Linked DNA regions of Homo sapiens: region 1 is linked to region 2. A link is a contact called in ENCODE Hi-C or POLR2A ChIA-PET data. All regions are on one chromosome and are shown on one strand. The core of a region is the stretch at or near the end of the contact, and the rest is flanking DNA. Distances in the headings are between cores, read along the strand shown.

Region 1 (4,210 bases), core at 1,372-3,871, 2.9 Mb after region 2:
CTCTCTAGATAAGCTCCTCATGACTCATGCAACCTTTTCATCAACCCGGAAGGAAGCAGCCGCCGGTCGCCACTAGTGGGTGAGGAACAGTGGCTTGGAGAGGAGGGAGGACCTGGGTCTGCGGTTTCCCCCGCGGCTCAGCCCTGCTCACAACACCCTGATGAAAACCTCGGCTGCCCTTGCCTCAGGGCAGGGCACACCCTTTACCTGCTGACCTGGCCCTGGTGACAAGGGGACAAGGGCAGCAGGGCCCCGGCCAGGTTGAAGGACACCTGTGGGTCACATCAGACCTTTTTAGCCCACCAGCTCCATCTGAGAACTGGTAGCTCCCTGGTCCTCTGTCGGGGTTGGGCGCGGCCCTGTCTGAACACTGCTTCTTCCTGGAAGCTTTGCTGCCCTCCCCAGCCTGCTAAAACGCTCCATGCCCACACCCACCTCCTAGTGGGTGAAGCCAGGAACCCCTCCCTCGGGTGCATCAGGGGAAGGCTGGGGTGCAGATGCCGCGCAGCCACTTCACTGCGCTGATCACCAAAAAGCTGGAGTATGAAAACTCCTGTGGGAGAAAGCCAGGGCTGACAGTCGCGACGTCCAGGCTCCTCTGCCAGGGTTAGAGAAGTCAGAGGTGTCTGCCCAGGCCTGCATGCGGCGTAGCCTCCCGCCGCCAGGGGGCGTCAGGCCGGCGGGGGCGGGGCCTCCTCGGGCGGGGCGGGGCGGGGCGGGGCCGGCGCGAGAGGCTCCCGCGGCTCAGTTGCAGACCCCGCCCCCTCGGCTCAGCCGCGCCTCCCGCTCCATGGGGTGCAGTAGGGCAGCTCCTCACATACGTGCGCGGTGGGAGGCGCTCCCTTGGGCCCCCGGGGAGGAGGTGCCACAGCAACTCTGGACTCCTGTGTGCAGAACTGGCCGCGGAGAGGTGCCCAGGGCGAGACCCCAACCTCTGCTCCCTGAGCCCAATGCGGGGCTCTGGGTGGCAAGACCCCAAGCTCCCTGTGGTGACTTGCCCCCCGGACGGCCAGGCCCAGCTAGTGTGGCACCGCGTGTGCAGAACTGAGGTTCTTCCAGCCAGGAACATGGCCCGGTGGGCTCTGGAGAGCCCCGTAGAACTGGGGGTGCCATCGAAAACAGTCTGCCCTTGGCACTGCAGGGCCCCACCGGGCAGGGCGCTGGGGGCAGTGAGGAGGGTCCCATCTCAGCTGTCTTCCCTGTCAGCCTTGGATGCGAGGCTGATCCACACCTCTGAGTGACTGTGTAAGCCTAGGGGTTCCTGGTGAGTTTGGGATGGGTGCCCCAAGATCGTGGCCGTGTCCCTAAAGAGGGCACGTGGGGACCTGAGGTCCTACGGGAAAACTGAAATGATGCCTCAGTGCTCTGTCCCGCAAACGTGAACGCACACTCTCCCTCTCAGCCTTCCTTCCCGCCCCACGGAAGGAGGGTAGACACAGAGGGTTACACAACGAGGAGACTGAGTCCAGACACAGGAAACACTACTCAGGGCTGACGCTGAGTCGAGTGCGGTACCCGAGTCCAGCCCTGCACGGCCACACCTCAATGGAGCAGAAGAGAGAGGTGTCCTGGGTTCCTGGATAGTTCCCCAGCCCCAGAAGCCCCTTGTCCCTAGGAATTTGAATTCTTACTTGATGACAACAGCGACATCATGGTGGCCCCTGTTATTCCACAGCCTCAAAATTTAACCGCTGTGAGCTCACTAGCAGCTTCTGCCAGGCGAGCACCCCTTCCCTCGGGGCTCAGGCTCCTGGACAGGCTCAGCCTTGGGCAGCCTTCGCCAGGTCCACAGAGAATGGCGTTGGGAAGGGTGGACCTGGCGGATGGGGTGGGGACAGGCGGGCCAGACCCTCCTTCGTACCCCAGCACAGGGCTCCCAAATGAGAGGTCCCCAGCACTGCCCAGAGGAACTTCTGCGATTGTGGAAATGATTCCTGCCTGCTTTGTCCATTAGCCACTCCTCCCAGGAAGACACACACACTCACTCACTCCACCTGCCACGAAGGAACTGAACTTCTAACTGTATTTAATTCGCATCTAAATGGCCACACGTGGTTGGTGGCTGCTGTAGTTGACAGCGCTGCGTGAAGGCTCCGGCGCTTCTCGCACCGCAGGGCCCACAGCACAGACCACACCTGTAGACTTGGAGGAGTGGCAGGGGTGCCAGGAGAATCCTGCCCTGCCCGTAGCCCCGGATGAAAGGATGACATTGAGTTCGCGACGCTGCGCTCCTCGGGAACACGAACCACACCTGGAAGCAGCCTGCCCCTGTGGCCCCAAGGTTCCCGGGTCCCTTCAGCGGCTGCCCCAGGGGCCTGGCCGGCAGTGTCTGGGAGGGAGCAGCGATCCCGCCTCCTGGGATCTCCCGGGCGCCGCCCGGGGAGGAAGCGAGGGGCTGGGGGTGCTGCTCACCCGCTCCGCGCGCCTCGGCTCCCAACACAGCGCCCCGGCCCCGCGCCGCGCTCGATTCCCCGGCTCCCCGCGCCCCTGGCTCCTGGCCCTCCCCGCCCGGCGCCCCGGCCCCGCGCCCCGGCCCCGCGCACAGCGCCCCCGGCGGCGGCCGAGCGGAGCCCGAGCGGGGCGGCGCACGGCGCGGGGCCGGGCCGGGCGGCTCCCGGCGCGACTTCCTGTTGTGCCCGCGCCCCGCCGCCGCCGCCGCCCGGCGCCCCTCGCCCGCGGCCCGGCGCGGCCGCCGCCCATGGATTTCACCTAGTGCCGGCGGCCATGGCCGCGCAGTGCTGCTGCCGCCAGGCGCCCGGCGCCGAGGCCGCGCCCGTCCGCCCGCCGCCCGAGCCGCCGCCCGCCCTGGACGTGGCCTCGGCCTCCAGCGCGCAGCTCTTCCGCCTCCGCCACCTGCAGCTGGGCCTGGAGCTGCGGCCCGAGGCGCGCGAGTTGGCCGGCTGCCTGGTGCTCGAGCTGTGCGCGCTGCGGCCCGCGCCCCGCGCGCTCGTGCTCGACGCGCACCCGGCTCTGCGCCTGCACTCAGCCGCCTTCCGTCGCGCCCCCGCCGCCGCCGCCGAGACGCCCTGCGCCTTCGCCTTCTCCGCCCCCGGGCCGGGGCCCGCGCCGCCGCCCCCGCTGCCCGCCTTCCCCGAGGCGCCCGGCTCCGAGCCCGCCTGCTGTCCGCTGGCCTTCAGGGTGGACCCGTTCACCGACTACGGCTCCTCGCTCACCGTCACGCTGCCGCCCGAGCTGCAGGCGCACCAGCCCTTCCAGGTCATCCTGCGGTACACCTCGACCGACGCCCCCGCCGTGAGTCCGGGGCGGGCGCCGGGGCTGCGGGCCGGTCCGCAGGGCGCTGCTAGCGGCCTCTCGCCGCACGGCCAGGCTGAGGGACGCGAATCTGCGCCCTACAGGTGCCCCCCTCCCCCCACCCCGGTGATTCCCAGCTGTTGCCTGTGAGCCCTTAGGACCCTCGGATAGAAGCCGGAGTCCTGCGGGGACACGGGACAGCATGTCACTCCGGGAAGCCTCCCGTTCAGGTGTCTGGTCCCTGCCTGGGGACATGAGCAGCTTCTGTCACCCACCGAGGTGTACATCTGCAGGATCCTGGCACCAAGGGTTGGGCTGGAGTGTCAGCTGCGGAAGGGCCTCCATGTGACCAGTGCGTGCAGATGAGTCCAAGCCAGAGGCAGAGGAAAGGGCCATGGAGATTGTGATGCTCGGTTTGGGGCTTCCTTGGCCAGCACTGGTGGAGTGTTGAGACCAGTGGGCCCCGCGACCCCAACATAGACACACATAGGCTCTGCAGGGCTTGCACACTGGGTACCCACCACTCCAGAGACTCTGCAAGAAAGGCCAGGTGGCTGAGGCTGGCGCTGTGGCTGCAGCACCCCCTCCACCTCCACCAGTGGGGATGTGTACAGGATGGAGCAGGGCCTTTCCTGCCTACAGCATGGGGGTTCATACTGCATCCCTAGGTGGTATGGACGGCACACATGTGACACCCGACATATGCAAGACACACACAGCTGTGGAGGCGCTGGGAAGTCCAGCTGTCACTGGTCACGGCACATAAATGGACAGGGTGGTGGAGAGGTGGTCGAGAGGCTTCAGGCCACAAAGAGCCAAGGTGACATCTGGGCAGGAAGAACCCAGACCAGTGCACCCCTATGGGCTTCCTGTACATTTCCCAGGAGCCCTAAGCAGGACCTGCCACCTCACCTTTTTCCCAGAACCCCTGTGGGTGTGCAGGCCGCTGGCTAGCCGG
Region 2 (3,927 bases), core at 827-3,326:
CACTTTGGAAAAGAAATATAAAACCCTAGCTTTCCACTTAATCAGGTGTTCGTGGGATCTTGGTAAAAGTATGAGCCCCAAACAATCACTCTTTCATCAGGTAGAAATTAATCATCTACTGGGTGTGTGTGTAAGATTTAAGATGAATCAGACTGCCTTGACCTTGGGAGAGCTTATTAGGAAATGCCAGAGAGAGGTGTAGAAGTAGAGTCTGATGAACTCATACTGAAAAGCCAGTTCTTTGCTTGTCAGATGGTTGCTGTTTTTTAAATGTCCATTTTAGTGTGGTTTTTCTGTGACTTCGTTTAAAACTCTGGCAGTGGGCCAGCCCTCTGGAGCCGGTTTTTACCCCTTCAACTAATTAGTTCCTAGGGGCCTGGGAAGAGAGACCCTTGAATCACCATCAGGGAAGGGTTCTTGAAAGAAGGAAGGGTGGGAATGTGGTTGAGCGGTGCCAGTGTTCTGAGGAGCAGCCTGGGACACCATAGATGGCAGGAGGAGGATGGAGGTGAAGAGCTGCCTGCTGGACTTAGAGTCCTTGGAGAAGGGAAGAGTAAACATTGAGAACAGGATGTGAGGAAACTAGGGACAGGCTAATCAGAGGAGTAGGTAGAGGCACACCTGGAGCAGCTAAGGCACTGGCTACAGGGTCTATTACTTAAGGCTGGGAGCCTCCTGGGCGGGTCTGGGTTCAGATGACTTCGAGATGCTGCCGGGAGGAAGGGAGAGGAAAGTCTGGACTGTGTCCAACTGAGTAGTTATGTGATCAGCCCAGGCCCACTGTCCCTCACCCCCAGTTCCAGAACCCAATAAGCTTTGAAGACCGGAAGGTTTGTGTTTTGTTTTGTTTTTATAAGTTTGTGGCAGAATTTTGGCAGTGAGACTTGCCCTGTCCAATGGGGGGCTAGTTTTGGTCTTCACTGATCCCTCTGAGTGTGAATTTTCTTACGTTTCTCTGCAGTCTTGTTGATGTCTTTGATTAAGGGCTGCTACTCTGGGTTGTACCAGAATATATGGTGTATGCATCTTACTACGTTTCTAATGTCCAAAAATGCTGAATTCTGAATCATGGCCCCAAGGGTTTTCAGAGAGAAGTTGTGAACCTGTAGGAGCTTTTCTTGGTAAATGGTAGCAAAAACTGTATCAGAGTGAGACATGGTGAACAAAAGCAAAATGCAGTTCCTGTTAAGAGGCTAATGTTCAGGTAGGGAAGGAAATGTGCTGAGTGGTGATGGGAATTGGGGGTCATCATGGGTGGGGGGTAGGGCGTCACCCAGCGGCTGCCCTGGGCCATGGGCTGGGTATAGGCACAGGAAAGTGGTTGTGGGTGTTTCACACTGGTTTGTGCCAGTTCTTGCTCTGCATTGTGTCCGTGGGTTCAGGGATGGGTCTCCTGCGGAAAGGAGGGACTGGGGGCCGCACCCATGCAGAGGAGAGCCGGGTTGGTCAGAGGAAGTAGATTTGGCAAGCTCCACCTCAACTAGAAGACAAAAGCAGGATCTGAGTGGGAGCCTGGGCTTCTTCAGCAAGTGGGCACCAGCCCTGGAGCTGTAGGAGAGGGTCCGATGCGGACAGTGGAGACACTGTGCATTTCTGCAGCTTTTGTAACTTCCCTGTGTTTGCGATGGCTTGTGTCACCCCGCTCTCTTTCCACATACTGATTAGCATTCAGCCCTTCTAAATGACCAGCACTGTCCCAAGAAAGGGCTGTTAGGGGAGAGCGTGGACACACAGTCTCCCAAGTCCCATCTCATTATAGGTACCTGGGCCAGGGTCCCCAGGTGTGGGAGAGTGGAGTCTTGACCAATATGGGGATGAATCAGTTGGCACGAGGCGGGCTGGCCCTGCTCTAGCTCAGTCTGAGATGGTGGAGCGTGGAATCATATGGTGTGTGTTTTAGGCATGTCATTTCCCCGGGCAGGTAAGACATAAATATAGTAAGGTAGGTCTTTTCTAGTAGTATTGAGAGTGTCCTACTGGGGCAAAGATGGAGACTAAATTTCCCTTTTTCTTTAAGAGTCAGTTTCTGTTCAGCCTGAGTTAATATCCCACAGCGGAAGCCTCCTTAGCAAATTTCAAAAAACCCTGCAGTCTCAACTGCCACTTATGCTGAGCACAGGAAATCAAGTTATTTATAGTTGCAGAACGGTGTTTCAGCGAAGTTGATTGGAGAGTTACCTGATTATAGTGAGATTCTTATCCAATCCCTACAGAATTGTGAGACTAAATGTTGGTGCAGCATGTTTGGTCCTCAAAAGGCAATGTCCAAGAGGAACTTCTTATCCCCGAAAAATCAGGCTGTGTGACTCAGCAAAGGAATTGTTTATGACTGGTTACTCATATGCCAGTGCTTCCAGAATATCTGCTCGTATTTAAAGGAGTGATCTTGAAGCCCCAGAGGCCATAATGTTTAGATTACCAACCTCTTCACCAATCAGTAAGTCCATTACATCTCACTACGTGTTAGACATGGGACAGGAGAAGAGGATTTTTATTACCTCACTGTTATTACTGGAGGCCGCCCAAATTTGTTTTTTGTTTTTTTTTTTTAAATAAAGAAGCTTGTTTTCATGGAATGGACTTACTAGAACTTTTATTATTCAGACTACCTAGATAAAATTAAGTAAATTCGTTTCTTTCTCCCAAATTAAATATTTTGACTACATGCAAGATTTAATCATTCAAAATTGCCATGTATTTGATTATAGACCAGTAGTATAATCCCCCTGCCCCAGGCCAGATTCCAAAACAATAAACCAAAACACACACACACCTGGCAACAGAAATTATATGTATTCCGAGACTCATTCATTCATTTTGGAAAGGGCCAGTGTTTCCAGTGGTTTCTCCTTGGGATTGTAACTTTACAACTTTAAAACTAGGTAAGTAGTTTTCCCTTGAATCTAAAGTATAACTACTTTGTAGTAGAGAAGTAATTTATCTTAAATCACTATAATGAAGATTTACTCTTAATTTTAACCAAAATGTTTCATTTATTTGTGTAATGAAGATGATCAAAGCAACGCCACCTGTGATCCTTCTGTCTTTTTTACTGTATGTGGCACGTGGCTGTGTGATTTTCCTAGGGAAAGGAGTGGGCTTTCCCTGTGGGTTGAGAACCTCTGTCCCCCTCCTCTGAAGTTTCCCCAGTTTTTCCTGCTTCTCTGCTAGGTGGGTGCCTTAGCATGCTTGTCTTCTCATCGTGCTTCTAAACTTCTCTGAACCGGATTTATACTCTTAGGTCAGTAGCTGTCAAAGAAGACACTAAGTAGTGAAAGTAGCTAATATTTACCAAACCCCTGCTGCGCCCACCTGGTGTTTTATGTGAAGGTCTTCTCTAACCCTTGCTGTAACCTCATGGGGAGCAGATCGTTTTCTCTCAGTTTTTCAGATAAAGAGGAAACTGAGGCTCAGAAAGGTCAGGGACTTTCCAAGCCCTCACAGCTAGTCAGCAGTGGAGCCAGTTCAGACCCAGGCCTGCTGACTCGGAACTGGTACTGATAACTGTCACCACTGTATGCAATGCTGCAGGCAGGGGCTGGCAGGTAGTAAATGTGCAAGATATAGCTGTGGCTGCCACGGCTGCTGCTGCTGCTTTTGTCGCTGTTGTCAGCTTTTCTTGGCAGCCCTGCTGTCTCATACCCCAGTATTGGGGCTGAAGGATTTCTTTTTACCAAAGCTGCCTCTTAGGACAGAAGTCCTTGTCTTGAATGCATACTGGGAAGTCTTCACTCTGTCAAACTTTTCTGTTCTCTGCCTGGTAATTTCCAGACAGAAGAGAACATTCAAAGAACGAACTTACTTTCCTTCTTTTTTTTTATTGAGACAGTCGTGCTTGATTGCCCAGGCTGGAATGCAATGGCACAATCTCAGCTCACTGCAACCTCCGTTTCCCAGGTGCAACCGATTCTCCTGCCTCAGACCTCT

Evidence for each region. A loop is a pair of places that touch in the nucleus more often than their neighbours do. ChIA-PET counts read pairs that join two places held with the same protein, here RNA polymerase II (POLR2A). Pooled maps may share reads with other maps.
Region 1: a loop to region 2 is called in a map of CD8-positive, alpha-beta T cell, with 13 times the contacts of the local background. The contact joins the promoter of RNPEPL1 here to the enhancer-like site in region 2. A Hi-C loop is called at or near these places in 4 of 168 maps with a recorded cell type or tissue (CD4-positive, alpha-beta memory T cell, CD8-positive, alpha-beta T cell and naive thymus-derived CD4-positive, alpha-beta T cell), 17 of 37 single-sample maps with no recorded cell type and 18 of 50 pooled maps. POLR2A ChIA-PET finds 5 or more read pairs at or near these places in 1 of 52 experiments (activated naive CD4-positive, alpha-beta T cell).

The regions. Positions count from the first base shown.
Region 1 is chr2:240,565,863-240,570,072 of GRCh38, forward strand. RNPEPL1 (arginyl aminopeptidase like 1) reads left to right here and starts at 2,622. Exons shown (of 11, transcript NM_018226.6): 1 at 2,622-3,252. The coding sequence starts at 2,725. RefSeq lists silencers at 589-828, 2,339-2,598, 2,629-2,688, 2,829-3,018, 3,259-3,308 and enhancers at 3,069-3,707, 3,579-3,758, 3,708-4,210.
Region 2 is chr2:237,693,220-237,697,146 of GRCh38, forward strand. All of the region lies in intron 1 of LRRFIP1 (LRR binding FLII interacting protein 1), which reads left to right. Among named protein-coding and RNA genes, the nearest start is that of LRRFIP1, 68 kb to the left of the region's middle. RefSeq lists enhancers at 1,363-1,542, 3,865-3,927. Within about 2 kb of position 2,077, at least 23 of the 41 ENCODE cell types and tissues checked have a DNase peak (open chromatin) inside an H3K27ac peak, as active enhancers do; they include CD8-positive, alpha-beta T cell, where a contact is called at or near this core.